Linked DNA regions of Homo sapiens: all the other regions are linked to region 3. The links are chromatin loops, found by intact Hi-C in ENCODE. Cell type or tissue: B cell. All regions are shown on one strand.

Region 1 (8,000 bases), 92 kb before region 3:
AAAATCTTACAACTCCACCTTAGCCTTCACTTCCTGCTTGTACAGAATCTCAAGATAAACCAGAGTTGAGAGCTTAGCTTAGAGTCTTCTCAATTCTTTTCTAAGCGTGCTTACAGCCCTTTCATGTAAATGACCTTCCAGATACCAGGAATATATTAAAGCTTTGCAAAGCCCCTATGCATATTTCATTCTCCAGTTAGTCCTTTTAAGCTTTTTGTTAGTCTATTTTGCCCCAGTTATTGTCCATCACCTCAGGCAACTTTGTAGGCAAAGTTAAAACACTTGCCTACAATTGTCTTTTACAATGCCCCCTAGGACAGAAAGGGACTTAACACTGAGTGAGTTCTCAGTCAGCCTTATAGGTGGGGTCTTCTAGGGAACCATCAGACAAGTTGGATGACAATTCTTAGAGCACAAGGCTTGGAAAGAGTTATAGACCCACTCTGGTGGCTGCCCCCAAAAATATGGGTTGTTACTTTTTAAGGCTATTGCATAGCTGGAAAGTAGAAGGTGGGACTAGGGTTAGTTCAACCACTGTGGAAGACAGTGTGGCAATTCCTCAAGGATCTAGAACTGGAAATACCATTTGACCCAGCAATCCCATTACTGGGTATATACCCAAAGGATTATAAATCATGCTGCTATAAAGACACATGCACATGTATGTTTATTGTGGCATTATTCACAATAGCAAAGACTTGGAACCAACCCAAATGGATTAAGAAAATGTGGCACATAAACACCACGGAATACTATGCAGCCATAAAAAATGATGAGTTCATGTCCTTTGTAGGGACAGGGATGAAGTTGGAAACCATCATTCTGAGCAAACTATTGCAAGGACAGAAAAACAAACACCGCATGTTCTCACTCATAGGTGGGAATTGAACAATGAGAACACTTGGACACAGGGTAGGGAACATCACACACCAGAGCCTGTTGTGGGGTGGAGGAAGTGGGGAGGGATAGCATTAGGAGATATACCTAATGTAAATGATGAGTTAATGGGTGCAGCACACCAACATAGCACATGTATACATATGTAACAAACCTGCACGTTGTGCACATGTGCCCTAGAACTTAAAGTATAATAAAAAAAAATGCCACAGACTTCACTGTTCTTACTGAGATGCAGCCATTTTTCTTAAATAAATGTTCCCTGGTTTGCTACAAGCTGTTAGTTAATTTCTGGAGTTCTGAAAATGTTAATTCTGAATAATTTTGCCAGTTTTTTCATTTCTCTTATGGAAGGGAAAATTTTGAGAGGTCCTTACTCAGCCATTTTTGCTGACATTCTCCCACAATGTTTTTTAAGACAAAAATAATCCAAATCGTGGCTAAGTACAAAAGCACTAGTAGCTAGATATCAGCATCATGGAAATGGAGGGCTACAGGTTGCGAAATAATGAAGACATAACAAAGAGCCCATGTCTTCTGTGAAATTGCCCCATAAGGCCCATTCAGAATATCCATGAATTTCCAATACCTCTTCATCCTCTTTTAATTAAACCTACTATTCCTTAAAAACCAGCACCCCAAGATAAATGAGAATAAGCTAATTCAGTCTTATTGATTCCCTGTTTTGTTTAATTACTAGAGTTCTGATTTGTTTAATTGCTAGAGATTGCTTTCTACTATTTTTACTGCAAATGTGCCTTGACTTAGCTACAATATTGCTGCAGAGAAATGTGCTCTACATTCCAAACAATCAACTTTACAAACTTTTGAAACCAAATAAATTTGATAACAAAGAATCAGCTGTATGCAATTAATGACAGAAGCCAATAATGTAAAAATTAGGTGATGTAGGCTTGTAGATTACCAGAGACCTCAGATGGAAGTAAGACTTAAGCTAGATGTTGAAAGATGGAGAAAGAATTAGGAGAACATGGGAAAGATTGTATAACCACAAGCTTCCAGTCTGTCACTGGCATAATATAATCTCAGGTAAGTGAGTAAACTAAATTGGCTATGGTAGTGATTAACATGGGGAGGAGAAGAAGGTTAAAGTAAGGAAAACACTGGAGTTGGAGAATGCAATAGAAAACCTTAAACAACATGTAGAGAATTTGGGTTTTGTTTGTTTGTTTGTTTGTTTGTTTGTTTTTGAGATAGGGTCTCATTATGTTGCCCAGGCTGATCTTGAACTCCTGGGCTCAAGTGATCCTCCCACCTCAGCCTCCCAAAGTGCTGGGATTATAGGCATGAGCCACCATGCCCAGCCATGTAGAGAATTTTTGACTCAACTTGTAGAACAATGGTTTACAATTGCTTTCTCTCCTCCAATACACCTGAGAGATGCAATCATTTCCAGTAATAGCAGTGGCTCACTATTCAAAAGGTCCTCAACTATGAGGAAGAGATAGTAAGAATGTTATTGAAATAACTGAGAGGAAGAGATTTCAAAAAGCCCCACTCAGGATTCTGATATGCCTCCCTTCACCATCCTACCCCTCCACACCTCCCTGGGAATGAAAAGCCACGGGAGACCTTAGAAGACAGTGCCCTTTTGAAAGTGTTACGACTGTATTTCATGGTTTAATGACCTAATTTCCTAAACATTAGGCAAATCTGTTTCAACACTTTCCAAAATGTAATTCATAGTATACTCATCTCGTAAGATACCATCTATTAAAAATTAAGCCAGACATGACGACATGCACCTATAGTCCAAACTACTCAAAAAACTAAGGTGGGAGAATTGCTTGAGCACTGGAGTTCAGGTGTGGGCAAGATAGTGAGACCTTGTCTCTAAAATAAAATAAAATAAAATAAATTCAGTCCACATAAGCTGGGAAAGCCCACATAGCATAGCCCCTTCTATCAGAATTTCACCAACTATATTAACATGCCTAATGAAGGACCTAAGGACTCCCACAGTAAAGAAAACTGTTTAATTTTTTCAATCCACACACACATTTGATGACAAATCTTATTCTTACAGAATACCTATTAACACTCTAGTATTGCACAGGAAAAGCTGAGAAACTCCAGTCTACATTGGCTTCTTTGTGACCGGGGACATGTCACATGTGGTTCTGTGCTTGCCTCAGATCTGCTTATGCAAGACAATATAACAGGAAGTGGTATTCCTTCCTCTCTCCAGAAACCCCACTCCCTACAGCACTCCCCTGGCCAGGCTTCATTTGCCTCTTTAAATCCTAGTGCAGAGATGAGCTAAGCCCAGTCCTCTCTCCCATCCTTCAGGTCCCCACTTGGCTTTATTCAGTACAGATGTGTGATCAAGGCTCCTGGGTTCCTCAGTGTTTTTCTGGGAATCTCACCAATACTTACCCGCTGCATCTGAGCTAAGTAACTGAGCTGGCCCAAAAAGAAACCAGCGTGGAGAACATGATGGCACTTGTGGGTCTTCTTGTGTAATTAACTAAAGGACAGGAATGGGCTGTGGAAAGCTGCAGTGCAGGGGACAAAAGATAAGAACAAGCCTGTCTGAGCCTGAATGAGTTACAAAAGAGAGCAAGGCAGACAAGAATGAAGATGAGAAATGACCTTCTTCCCAGCTCTCATTTCCTTCCTCTGTAAAATCCCTGAGTGTCCTCTTCAATTCTTCCCTAGCACAACTGTAGGCTGCTTTCTCCCTCAACGCTGTGCTCTGTGCTCCCTCTGCTGGCTCTCACATGCCAGCTACATTTAAAACAACCACAGGATAGTACAATGCCCACATTTGGGTGGCCTTCAGCAATGTTTCCCACTTGTACATGCTGTCTTAAATTTGGCTATACTTCTTAGCAAAAAATGAAAATTCAACCTCTTTTGTATTATAAAAAAAAAGTGGAGACAGGAAGGGAATGATTAAATAAATTATTGTACTTCATACTATGAAATGCAGCCACTTAATTTGTGTCCACAACTGTGTGAGGTACTGAGGATAAAAAGATTTGGTAATACATGGTCCCCGCTCTCAGGAAATTTACAAGCTAGTGAGGGGAGACTGACATATAACACACTTTTCAAAACGAAGAATTTTAGAAAATTCCTATAACATATGCCTTAAATGATGACTCAAACATGTCCTCTAAACGTATAAAGAGGTACCTCACACAGTCCAGGCTGGACTTTCTTAAATATTCATCTTGGGCTCGGTGCAGTGGCTCACGCCTATAATCCCAGCACTCGAGGCTGAGGCAGTTCGAGCTTGAGCTGAGGAGTTCGAGACCAGTCTGGGCAACATGGTGAAACCCCGTCTCTACAAAAAAAAAAAATACCCCAAAAATTGGCCAGGCATGGTGGCACATGCCTGTAGTCCCAGCTACTCAGGAGGCTGAGGCAGGAGAATCGCTTGAACCAGGGAGGCAGAGGTTGCAGTGAGCTGAGATCGCACCACTGCACTCCAGCCTGGGTGACAGACACCTCATCGAAAGAAAGAGAGACACAGAGAGAGAGAGAACTAATGGCTTTGTGTGAATGTTTTCACCATGATTTAGGCAAAGAACAGAAGCCCATCATGTTGAGTTTCACAATTGGTAGCTGGTGCAGAAGGTTCAGGTAGCAAATGACTGTTTTTGGATTTGGGATATATGGTATTTCTGAAGGTCAAAGGAAATATTTGATACAACCACTCTGTAATCACAGGTTTGTAGTGTTCCTGACCAGCCCATCTCACACGCACCCTTCCCCACACACACACCCAACACTTCAAATAACTCTTTTTATAGATTTTTTATTATTTATATTAATATACCTTCCATAAAGTTTTGTAAATATAGACCCAGGTGTGGGTCGGGTGCCGTGGCTCATGCTTGTAATCCCAGCCCTCTGGGAGGCTGAGGCAGGAGGACTGCTTGAGCCCAGGAGTTCAAGGCCAGCCTGGGCAACAGGATGAAATCCTATCTCTACAAAAAGAATACAAAAATTAGCCAGACATGATGGTGCACGCCTGTAATCCCAGCACTTTGGGAGGCCGAGGCGGGCGCATTACTTGAGGTCAGGAGTTTGAGACAAGCCTGACCAACATGGCGAAACCCCGTCTCTACTAAAAATACAAAGAATTATCCTGGTGGGATGGTGCATGCCTGTAATCCCAGCTACTTGGGAGACTGAGGTGAGAGGATCGCTTGAGCCCAAGAGGAGAAGTTGCAGTGAGCCGAGATCGTGCCACTGCACTCCAGCCTGGGCGATAGAGTGAGACTTGGTCTCAAAAAAAAAAAAAAAAGAAAAGGAAGAAATTAAAAAAAAAATGTAATGTGCATCTTAATGGATAGATTTGGTTACATGAAAATATGAAACCATCATGATCATAACTGCCATCTGTTACGGCTACCCCCATTATGGACACCTACTAAGGGCCAGTCACTATATGCTTTATGCTTTATATGCCTTAGCTCATTTTATGAATTAGGCACAGAGATGAGCCTAAGGAACAAAGTGTAGTTCAGAGATGCAAAGTAAGGATTCAAATCCAGGTATGCTTGATGCCAAAGTCCCTTCAGTGTCTTCTTACTACGCTACCTTGAATCATTATCCAGTTTCCACAAATACTGTTACCTGAGGTTTCCTCCACTGGTTGCTAAGCATAGTGGAAAAGACTAATATGACAGTCAGCAATAGTATCCTATGTCATGTTCATGCTGAGCAAAGCTCTTTGAGCTCTATGGGAAGCCGCTGGCCTTAAGGAAATTAAAATATAATGGAGCACGGACTATATGCAAATAATTAAATATAGCTAATAGATTTTCTACATGCCAAAATTAGCCAGTTTGAAAACCTTATGGAGAACAAATTCCATTAACAAGAACAGCCAAAATATCCCAGAATAAATGTAACAAAAATTTGTCAAGCCTTTATGAAAAAGATCATAGGAAGTCAGTAGAATAAACAGAAAGACAACTCATGTTTCTAGATGGGAAGACTCAATGACTGAATATTGTAAATATATTAATTATCTCCAAATTGTTAAATGTAAAGTCATTTAAGCTACAATTACCGAATCATTGTGATATTAGCACAGAAATGAGCACAGAAATCAACCCTAAAGTCCAATGAACAATATATATATATAGAACAATATACAATATATATAAAGTCATATATATATATAAAGTCATATATATATATGGGACTTTAACCTACGGTAAAAGTGGCATTTCAAATTACTGTGGAAGCCAGATGCAGTGGTTCATGCCTATAATTTCAGCTAGTTGGGAGGCTGAGATGGAAGGATGGAGCCAGGAGTTCGAGGCTGTAGTGAGTGATGATAACCCCACTGCACTGCAGCCTGGGTGATAAGAGTGAGACCCCATCCCTCAAAAAAAAAAAATGAGTGGGGAAAGGATATTCAGTAAGTCTTATAAAATAGTTGGCAGTAGGATTCTGTGGCAAGATGGCCAAATAGGAACAGCTCCGGTCTGCAGCTCCCAGTGAGATCAACACAGAAGGCAGGTGATTTCTGCATTTCCAACTGAGGTACCTGGTTCATCTCATTGGGACTGGTTGGACAGTGGGTGCAGCCCACAGAGGGTGAGCCAAAGCACAGTGGGGCATCGCCTCACCCGGGAAGTGCAAGGGATCGGGGAATTTTCTCCCCCACCTAAAGGAAGCCGTGAGGGACTGAGCCTGAGGAACGCCGGCACAGATACTATGCTTGTCCCACTGTTTTCACAACCTGCAAACCAGGAGATTCCCTCCGGTGCCCACCCCACGAGGGCCCTGGGTTTCAAGCACAAAACTGGGTGGCCATTTGGGCAGACACCGAACTAGCTACAGGAGTTCTTTTTTTCCATACCCCAGTGTTACCTGGAATGCTAGAAAGACAGAACCGCTGACTCCACTGGAAAGGGGTGCTGAAGCCAGGGAGCCAAGTGATCTGGCTAAACAGGCCCCACTCCCACGGAGCCCAGCAAACTAAGATCCACGGGCTTGAAATTCTCGCCGCTAGCACAGCAGCAGTCTGAGATCAACCTGGGATGTTCCAGCTTGGTGAGGGGAGGGGTGCCTGCCATTGCTGAGGCTTGAGTAGGTGGTTTTACACTCACAGTGTAAACAAAGCTGCTGGGAAGTTCAAACTGGGTGGAGCCCACAGCAGCTCAGCAAGGCTGCTGTGGCCAGACTGCCAGATTTCCCTTCTCTGAGCAGGGCATCTCTGAAAAAAAGGCAGCAGACCCAGTCAGGGACTTATAGATAAAACCCCCATCTCCCTGGGGACAGAGCACCTGGGGAAAGGGGCAGCTGTGGGCAAAGCTTCAGCAGACTTAAACGTCCCTGCCTGATGGCTCTGAAGAGAGCAGCGGACCTCTCAGCAGAGCGTTCAAGCTCTGCTAAGGGTCAGACTGCCTCCTCAAGTACGTCCCTGACCCCCATGTATCCTGACTGGGGGACACCTCCCAGTAGGGGCCGACAGACACCTCACACAGGAGAGCACTGGCTGGCATCTGACAGGTGCCCCTCTGGAACAAAGCTTCCAGAGGAAAGATCATGCGGCAAAATTTGCTGTTCTGCAGCCTCCGCTGTTGATACCCAGGCAAACAGGTTTGGGAGTGGACCTCCAGCAAACTCCAGCAGATGGGCAGCAGGGGGCCTGTCAGAAGGAAAACTAACAAACAGAAAGAAATAGCATGTCCACTCAAAGACTCCATCCAAAGGTCACCAACATCAAAGACCAAAGGTAGATAAATCCACAAAGATGGGCAGAAACCAGTGCAAAAGGCTGAAAATTCCAAAAACCAGAACGCCTCTTCTCCTCCAAAGGATCACATCTCCTCGCCAGCAAGGGAACAAAACTGGACAGAGAATGAGTTTGACAAATTGACAGAAGTAGTTTTCAGAAGGTGGGTAATAACAAACTCCTCTGAGCTGAAGGAGCATGTTCTAACCCAATGCAAGGAAGCTAAGAACCTTGAAAAAAGGTTAGACAAATGGCTAACTAGAATAACCAGTGTAGAGAAGAACACAAATGACCTGAGGGAGCTAAAAAACACAGCACGACAACTTCGTGAAACATACACACGTTTCAATAGCTGAATCAATCAAACAAAAGAAAGGAT
Region 2 (8,000 bases), 520 kb before region 3:
ATAGCCAATAGATGTTTGATAAAATAATGAATGAATCACTAGTTTAATAGTGTAAGGCTGATTAGAGATATAGTTAGGCACCACCAGTGTATATAAGGATAGTCAAAGCCACAGATATGACTGAGATTGCCTAGGAAAGTGTTTAATTATAAGAAATAAGGAACTGAAGGAAGCCCCAGAAAACACTGATATTTATTAAGATGAATAGAAAGAAGAGCCAGCCAAGGAAATTGAGAAAAGGTAGTCGGAGGAGTAGGAAAAGAGCCAGACGAGAATGTCGTCACAGAACAAGCCCAGGAAACAATCCCTCCCAGTCTCCCAAATCAGGACTAAAATTTTCTATCTCCTCCCACCTCACATCATACTTATCCCTATCACAGTGCTTATCATCATACACTTAACTGTCTACTTACCTGTAACTCTCATAGAATATTAGTTCCTCAAAGACAGGGACTCTGTCATATTGACGGCGTATCCTCTGTACTTGGCATAGTACATGACACATAGCCAGTGTTCAATAAATATTTGTAGAATGATTGAAGGGATAAATGATTAAATAAACGAGTGAGATGCAACTAAGAAATCACATAAGAACTGAAAGAGGTCCCCAATTTTAGTATTCAGAAAGATATTGGGTGACTCTGGTCTTAACGTTTTGCCACATATACCCATACTCTCATTGGTTTCACATTGGAATGTCCAAGAATTTGAAATAAAATAAAAAGCCTCATGGCTTGTCACTTGGCCTTCCTTCCCAGAGTGATCACTTTGACGATGGATGGATGGCTCTGAATAGGTGCAAATAGTTTTCATTCAATGGTTTTCAACCAGATAACACATAATAGAGTCATTATGTCCCTTAAGAGATTGAAAGTTAAATATATCATTTCAAAATTGCTTCAGCATATATAGTATCATCTTTAAGCCAAAGAAATTTTAAACAATGGTAATCAACTCATGCCTTGGTGATCTCAAATTTTCAGCTATTATTTCCTGTACATGTTGCAGTCATATGCCCACTATTTGAGAAATCATTGTGAAATGGGACAACAGAATATTTATCATCATAAGATCCTAAGTTGCTGATATAAAAAGTATTTCTATAATAAACCCCAAGACAAATGAATGGAACAGAACCGCTGACAGATTGCTAATGTTTCATTTTTAGATTTACAAATGAGGGGAACCTGTAAAAGGAGGATTGAAAATGGAAAACATAAGTACATCCTGTAGACAACAAATGCCCTTCAGGATATGAGGTAGGGAATTAAAAGGCAATGCATTTCAGCAGTTTCTGAGAGTTGCTGGGAATTGAAATTTAGGTACCTCTGGCCTGTGAAAACACAGTGACAATCAGTAAGCTGTTTTCTTCTCTCTCTGCCCTTGTCTTTACCAGTGAGTGCCATTTGAACGCAGAGGACTGTCAAAGCAAAGATGTACGAAAGGAAGTTGCTCTTCATTTCTCAGCCTTGCCCCTTGGGAAGTAAAGGGACATTGACTAAGCATTTCCTATCAACTGCATCTTGCCTACAGCCTGGATCTCCAGGACACTTATGGACTCTGACAGAAACCATAACATAGAGCTGATAAACTAGCTTTCTATAAGGAAGAGACTTGGAGGAAATATTCCTTGGGGTTTTATTTTTATTTTTTTATTTTTTTGGTTGGGGGTTGTTTGTTTCAATTCAAGGCATTTTGAAAACTGTCTCCTCAAGTGGTCTACCAGAAGACTAAGGGGATCCAAACACTCTACATGAGTTTGACACACCCCATGCTGTCTCTTGCAGAGCACCATTACTCTCTGGAGAAGCAATTCACCTCTCGGAGACATCGAGTTCTGGTTCTACCCTTTTGATCACAAAGATTGAGACTAGAGTTCAGAAAAATCATTCTTAGGTTGTTTAATCAAAGATTTTTAATCAATATTTTTAAAGGATTGTCAGAAAACTACATTATTCAAAGAGGGCTGAGTTCTATATGTTAGAAAAATGTTCTGGTATTAAAGGGAACGGTAAAATATCAATGTAACAGGGTAGGAAAAGTCTAAGATTTATAATCAGAAATACACCATTTCAAACAGTGACCCGTACTAGTAGTATGACAAGTTACAAGTTGTACAAGTTACTGACCTTTCTAGGCCTCGGTTTTCTCACCCATAAAATAGAAAGAAAAAAAGCCCACTTTCCAGCATATGAGTATTAAATACATCATATTCGCAAAGTGCATACGTCCAGACTATACTGGACATTCAATAAATATTATTATCTCTTCCACTCTTAACTCCCTACAAAATTTTATTAGAGGCCAGGCACGTTAGCTCATGCCTGTTATCCCAGCACTTTGGGAGGATCACTTGAGGCCAGGAGTTCAAGACCAGCCTGGCCAACATGGCGAAACCCCGTTTCTACTAAAAATACAAAAATTAGCCAGGTGTGATGACGCATGGCTGTAATCCCAGCTACTCAAGAGGCTGAGGCACAAGAACCACTTGAACCCGGGAGGTGGAGGTTGCAGTGAGCCGAGATCACACCATTGAACTCCAGCCTGGGCAACAGAGCAAGACTCTAAAAATACAATAAAATAAAATGAAAAAAATTTTAAAAATTGATTAGAAAACGAAGTTCCCCTGTCAAACAACTCTTTAAGACAACCCTGAACTCTAATAAATTCAGATGGATACATTATAATATCAGATACAATATTTTATCAAATTAAAAGTTGATTATGAGATATCACTAAGAAAGAGAAGTGCTACCAATATAATTGTATGTTGCTATTAATTATATAAAGCATCATAATTTCAGAAATGTTAAAATATAAAATATGTGCATATTTTTGTAAAATCAATAAAATACATTAAAGTGTCTAGGATTTTAGATAAGCTTGGAAATACAACAGACACAAGAAACAGAAAACAAAGAGACCCGTATTTCCTCCTATTGCTTAATCTCTTATCTTTGGAGGAAAGAAAAATCATTAAGGTGCAGGCCTGAGAGTCAAGCAATTGCTCAGTTAAGAGTTCCTTTAAATACCAGTTTACTTGGTTTATACCAGTGACTAGATACACAGAAACAACATTTGAGGGAAAAGGCATATGGAAGGAAGAAATAAAGAGCATTTTGTGTTTTACCGCCTTCTTTAAAAATCTTAATTTCAAGGTTTTTTAATACTTTGGTTTAAGTACTTAAGGTATGTAGTTCTAAATCTATAAGGAGATTAAATGGTAGTTTTCAAAGCTTGTAGAACAACACACACATAGAGCACTCCTGACCACTTAGTTATGTAACCTATAGCGACATTTAGTGGTGGTGCCCGCAAATTACAACTAGGTGTCCCAAAGGGGTAGGACAATTGTTTGTATAAAATGACTCAACAAAATTCTCCTTTATCATAGTGTGAGTGATGTCGCATAATCCTGCCCAGAAGGTTATTAAGAGGTCTTCTGGAGGTGGTGCTAGAGGTGGTAGAAGCTATGTCATTGCAATCTTACATTTGAGAACTAAACACTGACCTTTTTCTTCTCTTGCCCAAATTTGTATCTAAGGGGACTGGTGGGTTACACCCTACAATCCATAATGTCTCATCAAAGGGGTTTTATTTAACCCTATATAATGTGGCTCACTTTCCAACCTGACTCTGGCATAACATCACACGACAGATAAAGAAGGAAATCAAAGTAGTTCAAGCCCAAATATGTTTTATTTGCCATGTCCTGAAATAGTCCTGCAAAGCTGACTGATTTGGGGAAAATCTACATTCTGAAGAGAATCCCCTTGCTTTTCCTTCCTTTTTCCTGATCTAGGAGAAAGAAATCAACTCTGATAAGAAACATTTATAATCTATTATCTCTAAAGTCAGCTCTCTGGAGACCTCCTCTGCATAAGATAAGGGGTTGGTTGGTGTCCACAACTCCTTATCTTAACCAAGACATTCTTTTCTATTGAGTCAAGGCCTTTAAACTCTTTAACTCTTTAAACCAATTGCCAATCAGAAAATCCTTGAATCTACCTATGACCTGGAAGCCCTCGATTCCAGTGGTCCTGCCTTTCCTGACCAAACCAATGTATCTCTTACAAATACTGGCTGACGCCTTGTGTCTCCCTAAAATGTATAAAATCAAACTGTATCCTGACCACCTTGGGTACATGTTCTCAGGATCTCTTGAGGGCTATGTCACACGTCACTGGTCTTTGATATCTGGCTCAGAATAAATTCCTTCAAAATATTTTAGAGTTTGACTCTTTTCATTGACATATTTTACATAGTTTGGTATTTTCTGCATATGCTTTTCTCCATAATAGAATCATGGTGCTGGAAGAGACCCTAGGGACTATCTAATCCAATTCTCCCATTTGCAGATGATAAAGCTGTGACTCAAATATGCTAGCCAAAGGTCACACAGCTAGGAAGGGGCAGTTTCAGGCCTTGCCAAGAATTCTAAATGCATTGCTCTTGCAATTAAATGGCTTTGTCATTCATACAGCGCAGATTAGAGTATTGGCTATAGTTTTCAACGCTTATTCATTGAGCATTTAATATAAAATCAAGTATATTAAAAAGATATTTACGGCTCTGTTAGAAAGTTTAAGATGAATTAGGGATTAGTACATAAAAAACAAAGTCCATGAAAACTAATAGTTAAACATACAGTTTTGACAACTCTACGAGATAGATACAGTTACTATGACCATTTTACAGTTCAAGAAATTGAGACAAAGTATTATTGGTAACTACTAAGTCCAAAAAAAGAAAAAAACTATAAAAGTTACATAGAAAAGTAAATGCAATCATATTGTAATACATGGCTCAGCTGTTAAGTGATAGTAACACAGGCTCAATGATAGAAGCTACAACTTTCAAACAATCATGTTTGGAAGACAAGAGGGGAAGTATGTGTTGAAGAACAGGGCGAGGGAGACAGAGATAGGGGATGTAAGAAAACTCATCAGTTTCTGTAGAAGGCATGAATAGACATCTAAAACTAGCTGGACATGGTAGCTCATGCCTGTAATTCTGGCACTTTGGGAGGCCGAGGCAGGAGAATCACTTGAGCCCAGGAGTTTGAGACCAGCCTGGGCCACACAGCAAGACCCTAAACTCAACAAAAAACTAAAAAATAAGCCAGGCATGGTGGCACAGACGTAATCCCAACTACTCGGAGGGAGGCTGAGGTGGGAGGATTGCTTGAGCCCAGGAGGTTGAGGCTGCAGTGAGCCATGATAGTGCCACTGCACTCCAGTCTGAGTGACAGAGCAAGACCCTGTCTCAGAAAAAGAAAATATCCAAAATTGAAAAATTAACACAAAAAATAACATAAGCACAGGGATGTTTGTATAGAGGTGAATCCAAATGAAAAATGGAAAAGGGAGTTGAAGTGATTGCCTACAGAGAATAGTAGGTATTAAGAGCAGGGAGAGGTGGAATGAAATACTACTGTTTTTAATTATAAGGTTTGTAGGACTGTTTGATGCTTTAAAATATGTACTTTTATGATATGAGAAAATATAAAATCAAATTTAAAAACTAAAACATAATATAGGCAAATCACTAAAAATATTGCTTTCAAATTATGTGTAAAAAAGACAACCATGTTTCACAAGCATCTCTAAATAAGCTGAAACAGAACATTTTACACAATGATCTCTTTATGTTATCTGCACAAGATGTAAAACATCAACCAGTGGCCCATACTCAAAGGCCTTATTCCTATAAGTAAAAGGCAAATCAACTCACATTCCTATATTTTAAGTTGAAATAGAGTATTTGTGGGTGTATGTATCATTTTTTATGATTCTCCTCTTTGACTGACTTTTTGAAATCACTGACCAACACCCCAATGGCATTAGTGTAGCCTTGGCTGCTGCAGTGCCCTGCCCACATCTCCTCCTCAGGACTGGAGCACTCACTCCTTCAGCTGCTGGGACTGTTAGTAGAAGATGGCTCTCAGCTGAGTTATTTTCTAGTGATTGCCTTTAGCCAGCATGCTGCCTAGCCCAAGGTCACTAGACCTTTCCAATAATAGTGGTATAAAGACTCGGTCCTCTCGACCCAAGGCAGAGCAACTCTAAGGTGCCGCTCAGCTTCAGAACTCTCCCACGGATCAGCTGGGGCCTCCATTGCAGCTGCTCAGCCTGCTTCCTGCTCCCTCTTTTCTACAGGTGTTGATCTCATCCTCAGAGCACTCCCCAATAAACTTCTTGCACACAAATCCCCATGTCAGTGTGTGTTTCCAGGGAATCTGAAGACAGTCCAGTAAGAGCCTTTTTACTGTTCTACTAGGTACAATAATATTATTATTTTAGTTTAAGAGATATTAAAGACAAAGTCTCTTGACTCTTTTACCTTCCTTTATTTAACTTCCTTTTTCAGAGTTTTAAATGGTGCATGCCATGTGCATTAATCTTATCTTACATAGCAGAGTGAAATTTATCTTTAATGTTTAAGATAAATATTAAACTTATTTAATATTTAATATAATTTACTATTTGAATGTCTACTATATACAAAGTACAGTGAAAAGTGAGGAAGGGGAGGGCAGAAGAATCCACAATGAGTAAGCAAATGAATCAAATGTGGTTTTTTCCCTCCTTGAAGAGTTTATAATTTGGTAGAAGAGATAAAAATGTACACTAATTACTGTAATCACTGGAATGTAACAAAGAAGTAAAAAGTGCTATGGAAGTTCAGAGAGAAGATAATTTTGTTGGTTTTGTATTTGGTTAGGGTGGAAGAAGTGAAGGGTTGTTAAAATTTCCCTTCTTAACCTACTTCACATCAGCTAGCCTTTCAACACTAGATTGGAGTTCGTTGGATGAAAAAGGCAGAAAAGTGATTTAAGGCAGATGTAACAGACAAGAGTAAAGGCTTAGAGGTTACAAAGGGTGGTGGTGTTTGGGTAATAACTATTATACTAACAGAGTTTAACTGGAGCACTGTAGGTACGAAACAGACAAGCAAAGTGAATGCCAGAAGGGGGAATCTGTCTAGAAACGTATCCTCTTCTTCTGTTACAACCACCAAATCAGGCAGATCTTCTTCTGTCATACCCGCCCAATCAGACATTCTAGGACAGGAACAGTGGCTTTGACCAAGCCAAAGATCATCGCCTTTCAATGTGTCATTAGGAAGGCTGGGGACTGCCCCCCTGGGTTCCAGGCCATCTGGGCCGCCGTGAGGCTCCTGCCCACTACAGATGCATTTGCTTTTCCATTGAGCTATTGCCAAAGTCCCAGAGGGATTCTCATTCAAAGGTTTTCCAAAGAATTGCTTTTAATACACTATTACATTATAATTTAAATAGCCTCTTGTAGGGTAAATGCACATGACAGCAATAACTGAAGCATACTTTTAGAATGACCCTGTATGGCAGATGCACCTGAATCTGTATTCCAAGCTAGGGAATTAGGGAGTGGCCAACCTGGACATTAGTTCCCTGTCTATGAGAAACACAGGAGCCCCCAAGCCCCATTCTGTGGAACACAGACCATAACAGAGAATTGAGGCCTTGAGTTTTCAGCTTGATGAAGGTTAAAGGGGGAGATCGTTAGCGGGAGTGTTCTGTGAAAATGCTGTATGAACTGCATGCTGTTTGCAAGCACTGTGGTTTTCCTACCCAGCCCGCCACCACTGGGTCAAGTGGATATGTTGTCTGGTCCACCACCACTGGACTATTTCTGTATGTAAGGTGGGGTTCTCCTATCTAGCCGCCACCACTGAACTCTCTCCCCTGTATGTAATCCCCTCATAAAACCCCATGTCTCATTTGCTGGTTCTAGGTCTCTTCTTCAGCCTCTTGAACCTGATGCCTTTCCTGTTGAGGTTAATAGTTGTTTAACACAACATCTCTCCAGGAAAAAAAAAAAAAAAATTAAACTTTTTCATCAGCCAAATTTCAAATTTCTACAAAGTATCTTTTAGTATTTGCTATCATAATTTTCTCATAGAATATTTTGATTATCTATTTTTCTAAATGTACTCTTTTGTAAAGATCTCCGTAATTT
Region 3 (8,000 bases):
GGTTCACTAAAGTCAGAAGATCAGCAAAGATCTTTACTTCAGGATAATTAAAAAGCAGAAAAGCTTAAGATAGAGTAAACTTAGGCTCTAGCTTACCACCACCTCTTCCACGAGCTCTTCCTGCAAATCCTCCTCTAGATCCCCACTGTTGCTGTTGCTGATATTGTTCCTTCGACATGGCTACTTTTATTTCACACTAAAAGAGAAAAATTACATTATTAAACTGACTCAAGAAAATAAAAGTTGCTAAATAAGTTTCTAATAACCAGAATAGCCAACATGTTTAAATAGAGTAGGCTAATTTGAAACTTTCCTCAGTCAGTTTATTAATTAAACCAATATTTAGTACTTAAGAGTAATCACTTATGAGTACTTGCTAGTGATGTTACTTCATTTTACTTGTCAAGTTCTAAAAACTATTTTTGTGAAAGCCTAGACAAAAACACTAACAAATGTGTCCATCCTGCTCCCCACAAAAAGTTGGTCAATGGTAAGTAACCAATGAGAAGTTTTTAAAGCATGCAAAGAACTTAAGCCTTTACAGAGAAAGATAAATGGTTAAGCTCTTTACAACAGCTAGTTTTCTCTACAAGTAAATGGATGCTTAACTTACTTTACTAAGACCAACATTGTGGTATTTCTTTTCCATTATCTTCTTCACTGGTTCTTCTTCCTTAAAGGTAATAAAGCAGAACCCACGCCTCTTATTGGTCTTGTTGTCCATGGGGAGCTCTATGGATTCCACCTGGTATTAAAAAACAAATTTTAATATGCTAACATGCATTTTATTGACCTTAAAAGAAACACAAGTTTAGAGGGGGGAAAACACACAAAGAAAACATGTATTTGGCACTGAAGTTCTAGTCTCCTGTTTCTCCCTATTTATTCTAATCCTTTTAAGGAATTCTTCAAATTAGAACACCCATTCCATCTAAGGTCTTCACAACTATTTACAAAAATAAGCTTTACCACGCACTGACATTTACTACCTAACTCAAGGGTCACAAATTCAAATGCCCACAAAGAACAAGAAGAAAACAGTCAAATCTAAGAAAAACAGAATAAAAATGTATTTGAGAGAAAACAGGAAGTAGGGTGGTGAGGACTACTAAAAACTGGAGAGCATATGCCCAAACCAAGATGGAAGCTACTACTCAGTTTGAGAGATGCTGCCGTACAGGAGGGCAGCGTCAGTTCCCATGTTGCGTGCTCTTGCAAGTATTTTTTAAAAAGCTAGATACTGAGTTTTGTGGGCAATATCTCAAATCCTCAACACTAAAAAAGCACTTATTGTTTCAATCAAGCAATAAATGTCTGTGGGACGTATCTGGAGCCCAAGGCCACAAATTTCTCAACTTTCATTAATTCATAAAAGAAACCTCTATTATCTACCTATTTCACTAATGAGTCTAAGTTTGTTTTACTTTTAATTGAGACGGGGTCCCACTATGTTGTCCAGGATGGTCTTCATCTCCTGGTCTCCAGTAATCCACCCACTTCGGCCTCCCAAGTGCTGGGATTACTACAGGCATGAGCCATCGCGTCCAGCCTCACTAATGAGTCTATAATGATTAGTCTCATTAAATTTGCACTTACACATGCATTTCAACTGATAAGGCACTACACCCTATTCTTAATTCCTTTCCTATTTTCAACAAAAGTCTCCTTCTAATCTAGATTTCTTCCTCTTAATTGTCTGTATTTAAGAATGTTTGTCTATTTCATCTTTGTATACTCTACCCCAGCAATACTCTGCATAGAGTAGGTGCTCAATGAGAAAAACACATTATCCAACCTTCAAAGACCTGCTAATGAAGTATTTACAATATCCTTATTCCAAAACAGATCACATAATCTACCCTAACAGCTTTGAAAAGCCAAGTGACTCTGAGTCCATAATGGGACAATCACATTCACACTAATTTTGACATAAACTGGGTCAAAACATTTATAACATACCTCACCAAAACCACCAAAGTACTCCCTTATTTTCTCTTCAGGTGTATCTGGAGAAAGGCCACCAACAAAAATTTTTTTAACCGGCTCTTTTGTTTTCATGGCTTTGGCCCTTTTAGGATCAATCACCTTCCCATTCAATTTATGTTCTTTTTGATCCATGACCTAAGGAAATTGAAGTTTTCATTTAAAAAATATATATCTTAACTGAAGTTCAGAGACTATTAACTTACTTAAAAATAACTATAAATACAGATAATGCCAAGCATATGTTGACTTGCTCAAGATTAAACTGTCAAGTCATGGTGGTGATGTAACATCAACTAACATATACTGTTTAAATCTAAAGGTAAGAATGGTAGGACATACACAAATTTAACCAATTACTAGATAACCATTACCTTCAATATATACAAACATGACTGCTACTTCCCTTTAGCACTATATACAAACATAACTGCTACTTCCCTTTAGCCCAGGATCAAAATAATGATTCAGTTAAAAGTTGCTTGCCTAACAAAATTTCAAAATATGGACTTCTGTGAATTGCTAAAACACATCCTTTTAACTAGGCATCTTTAAGTCTATAGTATCTTTAAAGTTAATTTCAAAATTTAGCAGAGCCTGGAACACAAATTATTCAGGAAATAATTCCTGAACCTACCTCTATCTTCATAAAACGTATTGGGGCAAGAACTATTCTTCCTTCCTATACTATCAAAATGGGGAACCACAAATAGGCAAACTCATTGTATCAAACTATCCATATGTTAATATTTTATATTATTAACTGATCAGAACACGTAACACACTACCTTATCTACACTCTCCGATTCTTTAAATAGCACAAAGCCAAAACCCCTTGATCGCCCTGTGATAGGATCTAACTTCAGAGTGCAGTCTACAACTTCACCAAATTTGGAAAAGTAGTCCTTCAGATCTTTCTTTGTAGTGTCCCAGCTAAGGCCTCCTATAAACATTTTCCTGTAAAGACAAAAAGCAGTATTAAAATGCTTAAAAAAAATTGCCTTAAATATTATCCACATCAATAACACACCTTTTCCAAACTGCACCAGTTTACTGGGCAGTATATTAAAACATCATTCTTCCTACATAACCACACATCAGGAACATCCTATTCCAAAAAGCTGGCTTATTACTGCTGCTCCCAAATAATTACAAAATAGTGAGCAAGCAGCAAATTAAGTCTTTCAACTTGCTAAAAGATAAACATATACCCAAAGTAAAAATACTGTACATAAAAGTTTTCCTTAGATTAAAAAGTTAACAGCAAAAAAACCAGAATCTTAGCTTCAAATTTCTCTTCCAAATGTTCATTAAACTTGTTAAAATGCTATGCAGTTCCCCACTGATCTCAGCAACCAGCATTGGTGTCTATGCTGAAGCTCCTTTTCTATTTTAACAGTTCTCTCATTAACAAAACTCTTAGCACATAAAATGGAAAATTCTACATCTCACAATTAAGTTGTGAGCCAATTTTTTTGATGTGCTAAGAGTCCTTAAGACAAAAGTAATGTGCAATATAAACAATTTAGTGAAAATTATCCATTGAAGTACAATCCACTAATTAACTTAGATGATTCGTTTACAGTAGAACCTCAGTTAACCAGCAATAAAGTATTTAAGCCTTTAAAATGCAGAAAGTGATGGGTGGTAAGCGGAAATCCACCAAGACACTCTAAGACCAAACGTATATACTCAAAATAAAATATTTTAAGGCGAAATCTTACTAACATTACAGCAAAACACCAGAAAGTTCAGATCTGGCAGCTTTACATAGGCTCCCTTTGTACAAAAATAAATAAATAAATAAATAAAAAGCTATCCTATACCTAACCTTCTTTCTACCCTTTAAAAAGACAGGACTGGAGGTTTTTAATTTTAAGGGTAAACTGTCAGAATTTGTTACATAATGGCTAAAAATGTCACCATGGGAATCAAATCAGACTTGCTCAACATTTTCTCTTCTTTTTAACTGGGGAAGGGTCATGGGTGGGGACTGGGATGTGACACTAACTCAGCTCTATAAAGAAATTAAAGGCCTTTCATTAGGAAACATCTCCATCTTGTGGGCTTTTAAGATACTGCCACTAAGGCCCATTCTTGGAATAAAAGGCCAATTAACTGTCCCTTGAATTAGGGTCTTTCTTCACTTCCTCCAAGATACCTGATTAACTGAGGTGTTACTGATCTTACTATCCTACCACAGTCTTGTTTTACTTCTAGTGACAAAGCAAACTTTCAGTGCAGAGTAAGTCTTAGGTATATACTGCGCTTCCCACTTCAGGTTAGCTTTTCAACTTACATGTATTCTAGAGCTGGGCCATTTATATGCTTAATGTTCAGGACTTCCTCAAAGTTTCCAGGCTTGAAGTAGCATTTATAAAACAACTTTGGCATTTTATAATCAAATGAACAAAAATACCCATAATGTTTTGTGTATTTGAAATGTTTACTTCTTGCCAATTTCATGGAAGAAATTTGAGTTATTTTCTCAATATACATTTTCTTTAATTTGAATAGTGTGTACCTTCTAATATACAATCTTTATTTACATAATTTGCTATAAACACCTTATTTTTAACTTACAGGTCCAGAATACTTCCTTCACAGACAGAAGTTATTTACCAACATTCACCCTGTAAAGGTGAGTACACTATATTTTTAATGAGAAAGAGAACTGACTATAAAGCAATGACCTCTTGCTAAGATGACCATAAGTTCCACAACAGAAATAACTTCAATTAAGTTGAGATTTAACTATTAAATTACCCTTTCCATGATTATTACAGAAATTTCTCAATAATAACTAACAAACTTTGAAAGTATTTCAGCCTGAACACAACAGTTCTAACAAAAACATTTTTTAAGCTGTTGAAAGGCAAGAAAATTCTCTGTCTGGTCTATTCAGATATGGAGACAGAACTAGTTTTGATTTTATTTAACCAAAAAGCAATGTTTATATTGGGAAAATACCCTTAATTTAAAATTATTAAGAAACAGAAAACAATTACAAAGAAATAAATTAAAACACCAAGAATGAGGTATGTGGTATTATTCTGAAGCCCCAAATGTTTTTCAGACAAGAAGCAGATTTTCTTAAATATCACCTAAGCATATCATCAGCTGGCCCAGCAAAGTGCTCTCCAAACGTACTCCCCACCTTTAGTATGGTAGTTGTTTAATATGCCTACCTTAGAGCTACAAGGGTTCACTGAAGATGCTATCCCTCCTAAACTAATAATCAAATATCAATTATCCAGAATATTAAAAACTTCAGCTATCCAGCACTTTTGGAGAATAAGGAGCCAAGTATTATTCCACCTCCCTTAAAGCACCGCCTGCCCTCTCTAATCTTTCCCCAATTGTTTTTAACCTTCAATCATTTGAAATGAGATTTTTTTCTAACAGCATCACACTTTTCTGCCTTCTTATACTTCAAATACAGTAATCATAATTTAACACTATGGCTCAGACATCACTATTATGCTGATTTAGAATATCCACAGGGTCTTCTAAAATTAGCTATTAATACACCAAGTCCATCTCATTTCTTCACAAGTTCTACTTTTCATTTTTGCCAGATCACCAGTTGCTGTTCTAAAAAGTCTCCCTTCCGTTTTGCAGAGTAAGTAGCCAGCTGTCAAACTTTTCAAATTCTGTGTAAAGTAGAAGTCTCTAAGCAAGCACCTAAGTGGCTCGTCTTTGAGACAAACGTATTAATATTTTGGCAGCCCAAGAACACTCTGGCTTTTTCTTCTGTTCTAATCAAAAAAGGTTGTTGTTCTCAGGGTATGCTTAGGCTTTAAAAAAAAAAAAATGGTTGCTGACCAAATAGGTGAATATGCTACAATGAACACAAACTGGACCAATTCTATTCCATCTTTACTAAATGGAACATATTAATTCCATTCCATCTTTTTCTGTTTTTGGTTGCTTAGTTTTTGAGACAGTCTCACTCTGTCGCCCAAGCTGGAGCGCAGTGGCACAATCTCAGCTCACTGCAACCTCTGCCTCCCAGGTTCAAGTGATTCTCATTCCTCAGCCTCCGTGGGAGGGATTACAGGCTGCACCACCACGCCTGACTTGATTTTTGCATTTTTAGTAGAGACGGGGTTTCCCCTCGTTGGCCAGGCTGGTCTTGAACTCCTGGCCTCAAGTGATCCGCCCGCTCCAGCCTCCCAAACTGCTGGGATTACAGGCGGAAGCTACCATACCCAGCCCCAAACTCTAACTTTATAGTACAATGGGGAAAAGTCTGCTTATCTTAATTATGGATAAATGGGCACTTAGTCTCTACAATGTTGGCATACATGCTCTCCCTCAAACTGATGGCATAATGATTTTATATATATATGTGTGTGTGTGTGTGTATATATATATATATATACATTTACAAATACTTATTTTTTTCTTTTTAAACAGAGTCTCACTCTGTCGCCCGGGCTGGAGTGCAATGGCATGATCTAGGCTCACTGCAACCTCCACCTCCCGGGTTCAAGCAATTCTCCTGCCTCAGCCTCCTGAGTAGCTGGGATAACAGGTGCATGCCACCATGCCAGGCTAATTTTTTTTTGCACTTTTAGTAGAGATGGGGTTTCACCATATTGGTCAGGCTGGTCTCGAACTCCTGACCTCGTGATCCACCTGCCTCGGCCTCCCAAATTAGAGGCGCGAGCCACCATGCCCGGCTAAATTATCTACATATTTTCTATGACTGTATCTTGCTTTTAAAGCACATGTACTGTCTGTCCAGATTACCTCTGCTGCCTTGAATACAAAGCATTTCATATTGCTGTCACTCCTGCGTAGTGCAAACACTTTCCAATGAAGTAGACAGAACTTCAGAAAATACCCTAAGGAGCCATGTTAAAAACGACCAAGACTTGTTCAACTAGCAACAAAGATGGCCCCTAACGCTGCAATAAGTTTAAACTTTGATCCTTAGTTCTAAGTGAATCAATCCCAATTAAAATGCAGGACTTCATCTACTGTATTTTATTAACATAGTTGAGTATCTTAATCCTAGCTGTGAACTAAATATTCAGCACCCCAAGGCTGAATATGGTATTCAGTTTAAAACACCTACTCCACAACAGAAGTCTCCTTGCTTTCACATTGGCTTCCACCAAATTGTAAAATTAAATGACAAGCATAAAGTTATACAACTCAGCATAGATAACTATCCAAGTGATATGCAGTATCATTCAGGAATTTAGGCTCCTTTGTGGGACATTTTATCATCTTTTAAAGCAAGTTAAGTTTAGAGGCAATAAAGACAAAATGCCGGGGTTTAAACCCTACTGCTGCCTTTTTTTAAGACAGGGTCTCACTCTGTCTCCCAGGCTGGAGTGCACTGGCTCCATGACAGCTCATTGCAGCCTTGACCTCCTGGGCTCAGTTGGTCCTCCCACCTCAGCCTCACCAGTAGCTCGGACTACAGGCACCCACCAACACACCCGGCTAATATTTTTGCAGAGATCAGGTTTTACTATGTCGCCCAGGCTAGTCTTCCAACTCCTGGGCTCAAGCTGCCCACCTCAGCCTCCCAAAGTGCTGGAATTCCAAACATGAACCACTCCACCTGGCCCCCTGCCTCTTACTAATTGTGTAACATTAAGAAAAAATATTAAAGTCCAAGATTGTTTTCCCATCTGTAAAAAGAGCATACCTCAGATATTTGCAGAGGGTTAAAACTAGTTAACACACTTAAAGGACACAGAATAGTCTGACACACATCCTAAATGATTGATAGAAGTTACTATTTTGAAGGGGTAAAGCACTATAAGCACTATCTAAACATAATTTAATAAAGCAAACTTTTTATTTACTCAATGGCTTAATTTTTTAAAACTGCATAGGCTTTATAAACTTTCCAACATTAAAAGGAAAAGGCCACAATGAGTTTTATATAAACATATTCTAATATTTTCAATGCTGCCAACTTGAAATAACCCAGAAATTTTTAAATAGTCCATGTAAAAAAATATATAAACTAAAAATTAGGTGGTATTTCAACTAAG
Region 4 (8,000 bases), 960 kb before region 3:
AGCAACAAGCCCCGCTGCTCCCTTGCTGTCTTCCTGTCCCACAAGGTTAATCCATCTGGGAGCTCCCATATGTGAAGAAGAGTCTATCCCAGTGGTTCTCAGCCCCTTTGAAATCTAAAATATAATATACTTTCAGTAGCCAGTGTACAGGCAGGTGAGTCCGTGGACACACTGATTCAGACACTGCTAGCATTCCGGCCTTGTGCATTACCTTCATTCACTGCCCTCGGTGGCCTCTGGTCCTAAAGTTTCAAATTATTGGACTAGCTGATTTCTTTACATGTATTAAAATATATCCATTATGGAAAATGTAATGAAGAAATTTGTCTAGATAAATAAACATACAGATGAGAGTCACTATCAGCTAAAGATCAACCAGATATTCTGATTAAACATCTCTGAAGTGAGACATTTGTTTCCAATGAGAAAATATGTTTTCATTCACCAAATTCACCGGCATGACATACGATTTAGGACGCATCTGTTAAAGAGTGAGACTCTGAAGACCACATGTGTGTAAAGTTGAACATGCAGGGTTGGTGGCCACTGCCAGGGTTTTGCAGCTTTCTTTTTGGATATGTGCCACCTTCTCCCTTGCTAAGCTTGACCTTCTCCTTTTAACACCACTGTAATGAGTGGGCACATTAATCCTGGAGAACTTGGTAAATGCACTTTTGGAGTCAAGTACAGGAACACTTAATATCACTGTATCACTCTAAGGACATCTTGTCCTCTCATTGCCTGCTTCTCCAGATTGGTAAAAGAGAAAAGACGACATGTTGGAAGTTTACCGTAATTTATGTTGAATAAATTATTTGTAAAACAAATGGAACATCCAATCACATTAGGCTCAAAAAACTTAACTCAGAGAGCGAGACATTGGAAATCAAAGAATCAGATGCCCCATGTCACAGAAAAAGCCTGCTACAGCAGAAGCACCACAATGTCCATGTGTCATATAGTGTCGAGAAATGGGGCAAGCACAGATAAATCAGGGTCCCAGGGCTCCATTTTCACTTCCTCCAACTTGGCTGTTTTGCTTTTTATTTATTTATTTATGTATTTTTTTTAGATGCAATACAGTTGGGATAAAACTAACAACACACTTATGTGTGTCAGGTTGTTCTTTTTCTTTTTAAGAGAAGCACAAGAAAGGAAATACTAACAGACAAGGGAAGCCCCGGCCAGGTTTGCCCTGCTTAGTACCTTAGCCCCACAGCATTCAGACACATAATAGACAGCACAGTCTCCAATTGCCTATCTTTGTCTTCAGTTCTATAACAGGAAAGAGGAGGAAGACAGCAGAAATTAGCCTGAGAGAGAATGTAAATAAATGAAGGAGAAATAAAAGGTGTTTATTCTAGGGAGGGAGAGCCCACAGTTGAGGAATATGCAAGGCAGAAGGAGGGGAGAGAGGAAACAGAGAAGGGAGAGAGGAAACAATGAGTTAAAATTCAGATGCCAAAGGCCCCCAGCAGATGACACAGGACAGCGATGCAGGGGTCAGAGAGGGAGTGGTGAGGACTGCAGGGAAATGGAGAACACAAGCCCCACCAACTCAGCCCAACGTCCCTTTATCAAGAGAGACTGTGGGCTTGGGGTTGCTAGATCTTCTGATTTTTCTCAAAATCAGTTTGAAATCCAAACTTTTATGTGAATTTTTCCAGTTTCTAAATATTAGCAAAACATTGTTCATCATAAAAAAAAAAAAAACAACTGCAGGGCAGTGTTGACCCAAGGGCCACCAGTGTGTAACTCTGTGGTAAGCCAAGAAAGGGTGAAGGAAGGGGCAGACACCTGTCAGATGGGAATGGACTGATTTGATTTCCGCAAAGCAGAAGGGTGGCTAAAGAACAAGAATAAAGAGAGAGAGTTGGAAAAAGGAAGGAAGGAGGGAAGGAAGGAAGGAAGGAAGGAAGGAAGGAAGGAAGGAAGGAAGGAAGGAAGGAAGGAAGGAAAGAAGGAAGGAAGGAAGGAAGGAAGGAAAGAAATCCAAGCAGGACAAAAGATAATCAGAGTGCTGCGGTGGTGGCTGGGACATGGGTGTTGGAGCCTGGCAATGCTAGTTTGAATGCCAGCTTTTGCTGGGCATGCTACTTGACCTCTGTGGGCTTCCACTTTCTGGTCTGAGAGCAGGGGAATGATGCTTTCTTTGCATGGTTGGTGAGATGATTAGATGAGATATGCTATATGGGCATGGCTGGCACACACTCAATGCTTCGTAGATGTTGGGCTATGTTTCATTTTTTCCTTTGGTAGATGGGACAGTTGGGTCCCAAGAGGACCAAATTCTTACACTCTGGGAAGCCATTTAGCAGACCTCAAACATTTTGAGGGATTACAAATCTTTTTAAAAACTCTATGAAATACGTGGACTTTCTCCTCAGAAATATAGACATAGCAAAACACATACACAGGCACATACACATACACATAGAGTTTACATACCATTTCAGAAGATCACAGGTCCTCTGAAACCCAGCCATGAACTCCAGGTCAGGATCGCTGGCTTACAGTAATTCTGCTCCAGTACACTGGAAAAGAGTAAGCACATGGCAACTGGTCTCTCGTGTTCATGACAACAGATCCTGACCCAGATTATGGGATTAAAATCTGGGGCATGTGTGAGCATATGTGTTACATGTGCCTTGCTAGTGCAGGCTGACTTGTCCTGGCCCCAGCATCCTAGGAAGGAAACTGCGCATACCTCCTGCTTAAACGATCCACATCTGATCCACATCTGATTGATTCTGGTTTCCAGGAAGCCAGAAGACCATAGGCTGCAGAGATGGAATTGAGTGGGAGGCAAACTGCATTTGCCACTAAGTGATAGCGATCTGAGGAATGCTTCCCTACGTGACTTGTGAGTGACGGAGACAAGAGGGGTTACTGGGCCCAAGGGTGGGCACGCTGTGATATTTGGAATATCATTCAGGGAGAAACCAGGAAACTGAGGCAGTAATGGAGACTAGGTTTCCCTGAGGAGGAGACCACCTCTCCCTGAAGGCCATGCCCTCTATGTACTAACAAAACACTACCATGTAACAGTTGACAAAGCAGGACCACGACATCCACTCGCCTTGCCCAGAGAATGCTTTAACCTTTGTGAAGTAATTTTCTGAGACTTCAGATATCCCACCTAAGCACATTCCTTATCTCACAGAAATTGCTATACTTGATACAGAAATGGCTTTAACATGTAATTGCTTTTTCTTCTGTATTTACCTATAACTCAAGACTAAGGCTTTCTATTTTCTACACGTTCCATATATACATATGAAAAGTCTATGATTGTATAGTTCTTAGATGTTGTCAGTTGAAGAGAAGCAAGGCCAAAAATCACAAGGAGGAAAGATACTGTGAAAATGGAAGTGGGGGTGGATCTAAGGAGATCCCAGGCTGATGGAAGAAGCACTGGCCTCCTCTGCTGGATGTTTGGGAGAGGTGGAGAGGGGACATCTCCCAGAACCTCCAGAGCCCTTCAATACCCGCCAGGGCTGATGTGGGGAAGTGTGTTTCTCCTTAACTACCTAAGGATGAAAGAAGGCAGCACTTGAGACCTGTGGGAAATGAGGGCAATCTTTTGGGAAATTTCAGTCCTGGAGGGATTTCTAGGTTTTCAGTTCAGGGGTTATCATTTTTAGAGGTGTTAACTTTAGAAAATTGAAATCAATGGCCCTGTTTCTTATTCGTTGTCAAAAACTAAAATTTCATGTGAGATATTTTTCCAGTTTGACAATCTATTGCTCCCTTTACCACTGTAAAGAAACAGGAGGAAAAGTAATATGTAAGCAGGGGTTCCATATTCTTCTAAAGTAGATAAGGTTTGGACTGTGTCCCTGGCCTCTTTATGGGAAATCTGTGTTTTGTGGATCTCGCGGCCTCACCTGCATTCAGGATCTGCCTTGTGTGTATGAGGAGCACCAAAGGAAGTGGCGACCTACAAAACGCAGCCTGCAGGGAGGAAGTAGAAGTGGAGGATTTAAACAGGAGCTGAGTTAGACGAATCTTCAATTTGACCAAACTTCTTAATTGGGCTCAAAAAACTAGAAATTGTCAGAGAGAGGGATGAGGAGGATTCAAGGTCTAGAAAAGTATGTTCCTTTACAAAAATAAAAATGTATTTTTGCTGCTCTGCATTTTATGGACTGCCATGACTATGAAACAGCACAAGTCCAGGCACGGTGGGTCACACCTATAATCCTAGCACTTGGGAGGCCAAGGTGGGTGGTTTGTCTGAGCCTAGGAGTTTGAGACCAACCTGGATAACATGGCAAAAACCTGCCTTTACAAAAAATACAAAAAAATTAGCTGTACATGGTGGCATGCACCTGTAGCCCCAGCTGCTCTGGAGGCTGAGGTGGGAGGATCGCTTGTGCCCGGGGCGATTGAGGCTGCAGTGAGCTGAGATCACACCCCTGCACTCCAGCCTGGATGACAGAGTGAGATCCCTTCTTAAAAAAAAAAAAGAAAGAAAAGAGAAAGAGAAAGAAAAAGAAAAAGGAAAAGAAAGAAAGAAGGAAAGAAAGTAAAGAAAAAGAAGAGGAAAAATAGCACAGCAGCCACACACACTTTAGTGTAAAAAAAGAGGCAAATAATAAAGGAAAATAATACTTCTTTTGTTCTATACGTGTTATTATGCCCATTTGCACATTTTCCAGATAAGGAAACTAACAAATTACCCAAAGTCACACAGAAGTGAACAAAGAACAATTGAAAAGTAATGTATGCCATTTGCCTACAAAAAAAGGGAGGACAGAAATATTAAAGATTAATTCTTCTGGCTTGACAATTTTACTCAGGGATAAATTCCTACTTAAAAGAGTACAAGTTTCTCTTCACAAAGTTAATACGTGATTTCTCACTTGCTCTCGGGACTTCTTTTCACATCTCCCACAAGGTGGCAGCATTTCTCCAATGATATAACCATCATCAACTAGGGCTACAGGGATTGCACAATAGAGCCAGGAGTAGAAATCAGGAGAATAATTAATATAGAACTTATAAATACAGAAAAGGTTACAAAATTGTGATAGTACCCTAATTAAATAAAGGCTTTTAAACCCAGTAATTACTTTGAAGGTTAGTATCTTCCAGCCTCCCTGCCGCTTAGAAAAATATTCATATTAAATTCTTTTAGCGCTATCCTTGTTTCCACCACTTGATGGCAATAAAGACCCCTTAAATACTGAATGTTCATTTTTCTTTTTGGAAAGTTGGAAGGTCTGTTTGAAAAATTCAGCAGTCTACTCCTTTATCCATACTTTCCAGTTTCATCCTGTTCAAGATGCTGAGTGTTCTTCTGGAAGTAGAATGCCCCAACCATTCCCTGGGTCGATCGCCTTTGCAGGAATTCACGGAATGATACTTTCTCCTTGATTTTTCTAATAAATTTAGTAATTTTCTACCGCCAATCCCCACCCGTCCACAATAAACTAAAACTTCTCGGATTTTTTTCTTAAAATAGCTCCGAACTACCAACTCATTGCTGTTTGGCCCTATCCCATCCACACAGGTAACTCCTATGACCTGTATCTATAGTCCACCGCAGGTTTTGAGACACTGACACTTTGTAAAATACAGCTCCAGCTGGGCGCGCTGGCTCATGCCTGTAATCCCAGCACTTCAGGAGGCCGAGGCGGGCAGATCACCTAAGGTCAGGAGTTCAAGACCTGACCTACATGGCGAAACCCGGTATCTACTAAAAATACAAAAATTAGCCGGGCATGGTGGTGGACACCTGTAATCCCAACTACCTGAGAGGCTGAGGCAGGAGAATCGCTTGAACCCGGGAGGCAGAGGTTACAGTGAGCTGAGATCACGCCATTTCTCTCCAGCCTGGGCGACAGAGCAAGACTCTGTCTCAAAAATAAATAAATAAATAAATAAATAAATAAATAATAAATAAATAAAATACAACTCCAAACTGATTGTCTCTAGTGGAGCAAGCAGCACCGAAATGATTCCTTGAAGATGAGACTCTGTCCTGGCATTCTGTGTGACACCGGCTTTTAGACTGCAGCTAAGAACCTAGCACAATGCCATCACTCAATATGAGTTTATTGAATAAATGCGTGATTGGGAAATTATTATTTAATCCTTAGTGTCAGTGATGTCGATGGTAAATTTCCTGAGAAAAGGGACACTTTCAGTACCACTGTTTAGAAATGGGCTTACCACTGCCCCATTGATCTCGGAAGATGATGATAGGAGGGGTGAGTCAGTATCACATAGGAGAAAGGGAGAATTTGTAAGTGATGGGGAGTCAATGACACAACTCTTGGTGTGCTTTCAGAGTAGTGGTGATAGACTGCACTGACCCATGCTTACTCTCTAGGCTGGTATGCCTCCTCCAGGATCAACAGTAGCCTTGAATGCCATGTCAAGGCTGCTGTGGATTTTTTTTTCCTTATACATCAAGATGCTATCTATTGCTTTGGCCTTTTTAGCAATAATTTTTTGGCTTTTGTTGGAAAGTAACAATAAAGATGATTCAGGAAGGCCACTCAGGCAATGAAGGAAAGGAAAGGATAGAGGCTGGGGCCCATGAGGTGTGAATGGGGAAAGCTGAAGAGCTGGTTCCTTTGTAGCTCCTTAAGTACTTAAAGTTTACTGAAGAAAGGGATGGAGGATGGATGGATGGATGGATGGATGGATGGATGGATGGATGGATGGATGCGAGTTGTCCTAAGAAATGAAGTAGTCTTCATTAAATCATTTCGATTTCTACTTATTTGGGGGAATTTTCTGTGATGGTAATTCAGGATGCTCTATTTATTTTGTCTACTGTGTTACTGTACAGATTGTATCTTTGTGCCGAGTGAAGCAATTTGACTTCTTGGCATTCACATCATACACGCTTGGTGTTTGTAGACAGTTATCATATCATTAGTCATTGCCTAGTTAATTCTGCTTTCATGTTTCTACATAAATGAATCCCTCCCACTCCCTCAGTAATGTCTGTCCTTACTCTCTGATCTTCTTCCAGTATTTCTATCTCCTTCAGGCCCCTGAGCATCTCACTGACAACCTATTGTTTCAGGTAAAATACCAGAGTTATCCAGAAGAAAAAAAAATGTGCTGTGTGGATTCAGGGAAGAGTTAACACTTTTCGTATAGTTCCAAAGTCAAAATCAGAAACAAAGAAACTTCATAACTGGCTCCCATATTTGTATAAGATGTCCAAACTGTTTTTTTAGTACTTGACTATTTGCTAGTTACACCCATAACAGAAATTTTGAAAGTATGCCTCTACAATATATTATAGTACATTTAATGCCTTTCTCCCCCATAATACTGAACAGGGACCATAACTTTTTGTAAAAGGACTTGCAGAAAGATCCAAGGAGAGGGGAGGAAATGGGATGGCGATCACAGGAAGAGGCCTTAAGCTTGGACAGGAAGAGACTGCCCTCTGAGAGCCCTGGGAAATAGCCACGGTGGGGGCGGACAGAGATAAGGTGGAAAGAAGGGCGGGGAGTAGATGGAGGCAGACGGAAGATGAGTTGATTTACCATTGTTGACATCAATTTTCTTCATGAATAAGGAAGCGAGATTGTTGGCTGAGAGTGAGTAGCAATGAGGTTGGGAAGAGTTGAAGAAAGTGAACGCTGGAACAGCCATGGGCAGAGGGAAGAATTTAGGACCTAACTGAAACTGGAATCCCTCCCTTTGGAGTGGATTTAATCTGAAATTCCAGTGGGTTTTTTTTTCCAGCATGCCAACTATATTATCAATACGTATTCATTTTGTTAAATATTCTCGGTCCTCCTCTCTTCTCCATCCTACTACTCTCTTGCTACAGGTTTCATTTTTTGTTTGCTCCTGATTTATTATTACCTCCAGTCTCACCTTGCCAGTCCTTCTTCCTCTAGCTGCTGGAGTGACAATTTTCACAACCAAATATTACAGCCAATGCCGTCATCCACCAGTTAAACCCAGCTGAGCACAGACACATGAACAAGCCTAGTATAGACCAGGAGATGAGGCTGGAGAGCGAG

Evidence for each region. Peaks named below come from ENCODE experiments on the same cell type or tissue, not always from the same donor. Only the 100,000 strongest peaks of a DNase experiment are listed, where the experiment ranks them.
Region 1: a loop joins it to region 3, with 5 times the contacts of the local background. A loop is called at or near these places in 5 of 110 quality-filtered maps.
Region 2: it touches region 3 in a loop (6-fold over the local background); 3 of 110 quality-filtered maps call a loop at or near these places.
Region 4: it touches region 3 in a loop (14-fold over the local background); 17 of 110 quality-filtered maps call a loop at or near these places.

Annotation. Positions count from the first base shown.
Region 1 is chr4:82,265,147-82,273,146 of GRCh38, forward strand. All of the region lies in intron 1 of LOC105377308 (a long non-coding RNA gene), which reads right to left. Among named protein-coding and RNA genes, the nearest start is that of HNRNPD, 100 kb to the right of the region's middle. In B cell, CTCF peaks have their summits at 3,627 (motif pointing left) and 3,826; DNase peaks (open chromatin) are centred at 3,625 and 7,125; H3K27ac peaks cover 832 bases.
Region 2 is chr4:81,841,579-81,849,578 of GRCh38, forward strand. No RefSeq gene overlaps it. Among named protein-coding and RNA genes, the nearest start is that of RASGEF1B, 370 kb to the left of the region's middle. In B cell, a CTCF peak has its summit at 3,323; a DNase peak (open chromatin) is centred at 3,303.
Region 3 is chr4:82,356,700-82,364,699 of GRCh38, forward strand. HNRNPD (heterogeneous nuclear ribonucleoprotein D) reads right to left here. Exons shown (of 9, transcript NM_031370.3): 3 at 2,772-2,940; 4 at 1,960-2,121; 5 at 614-745; 6 at 97-196. Among named protein-coding and RNA genes, the nearest start is that of HNRNPD, 13 kb to the right of the region's middle. RefSeq lists an enhancer at 5,890-5,939. In B cell, CTCF peaks have their summits at 4,043 (motif pointing left) and 4,242; DNase peaks (open chromatin) are centred at 4,062 and 6,092; H3K27ac peaks cover 7,592 bases.
Region 4 is chr4:81,401,070-81,409,069 of GRCh38, forward strand. No RefSeq gene overlaps it. Among named protein-coding and RNA genes, the nearest start is that of RASGEF1B, 67 kb to the right of the region's middle. In B cell, CTCF peaks have their summits at 4,970 and 5,173 (motif pointing right); a DNase peak (open chromatin) is centred at 4,922; H3K4me3 peaks cover 292 bases.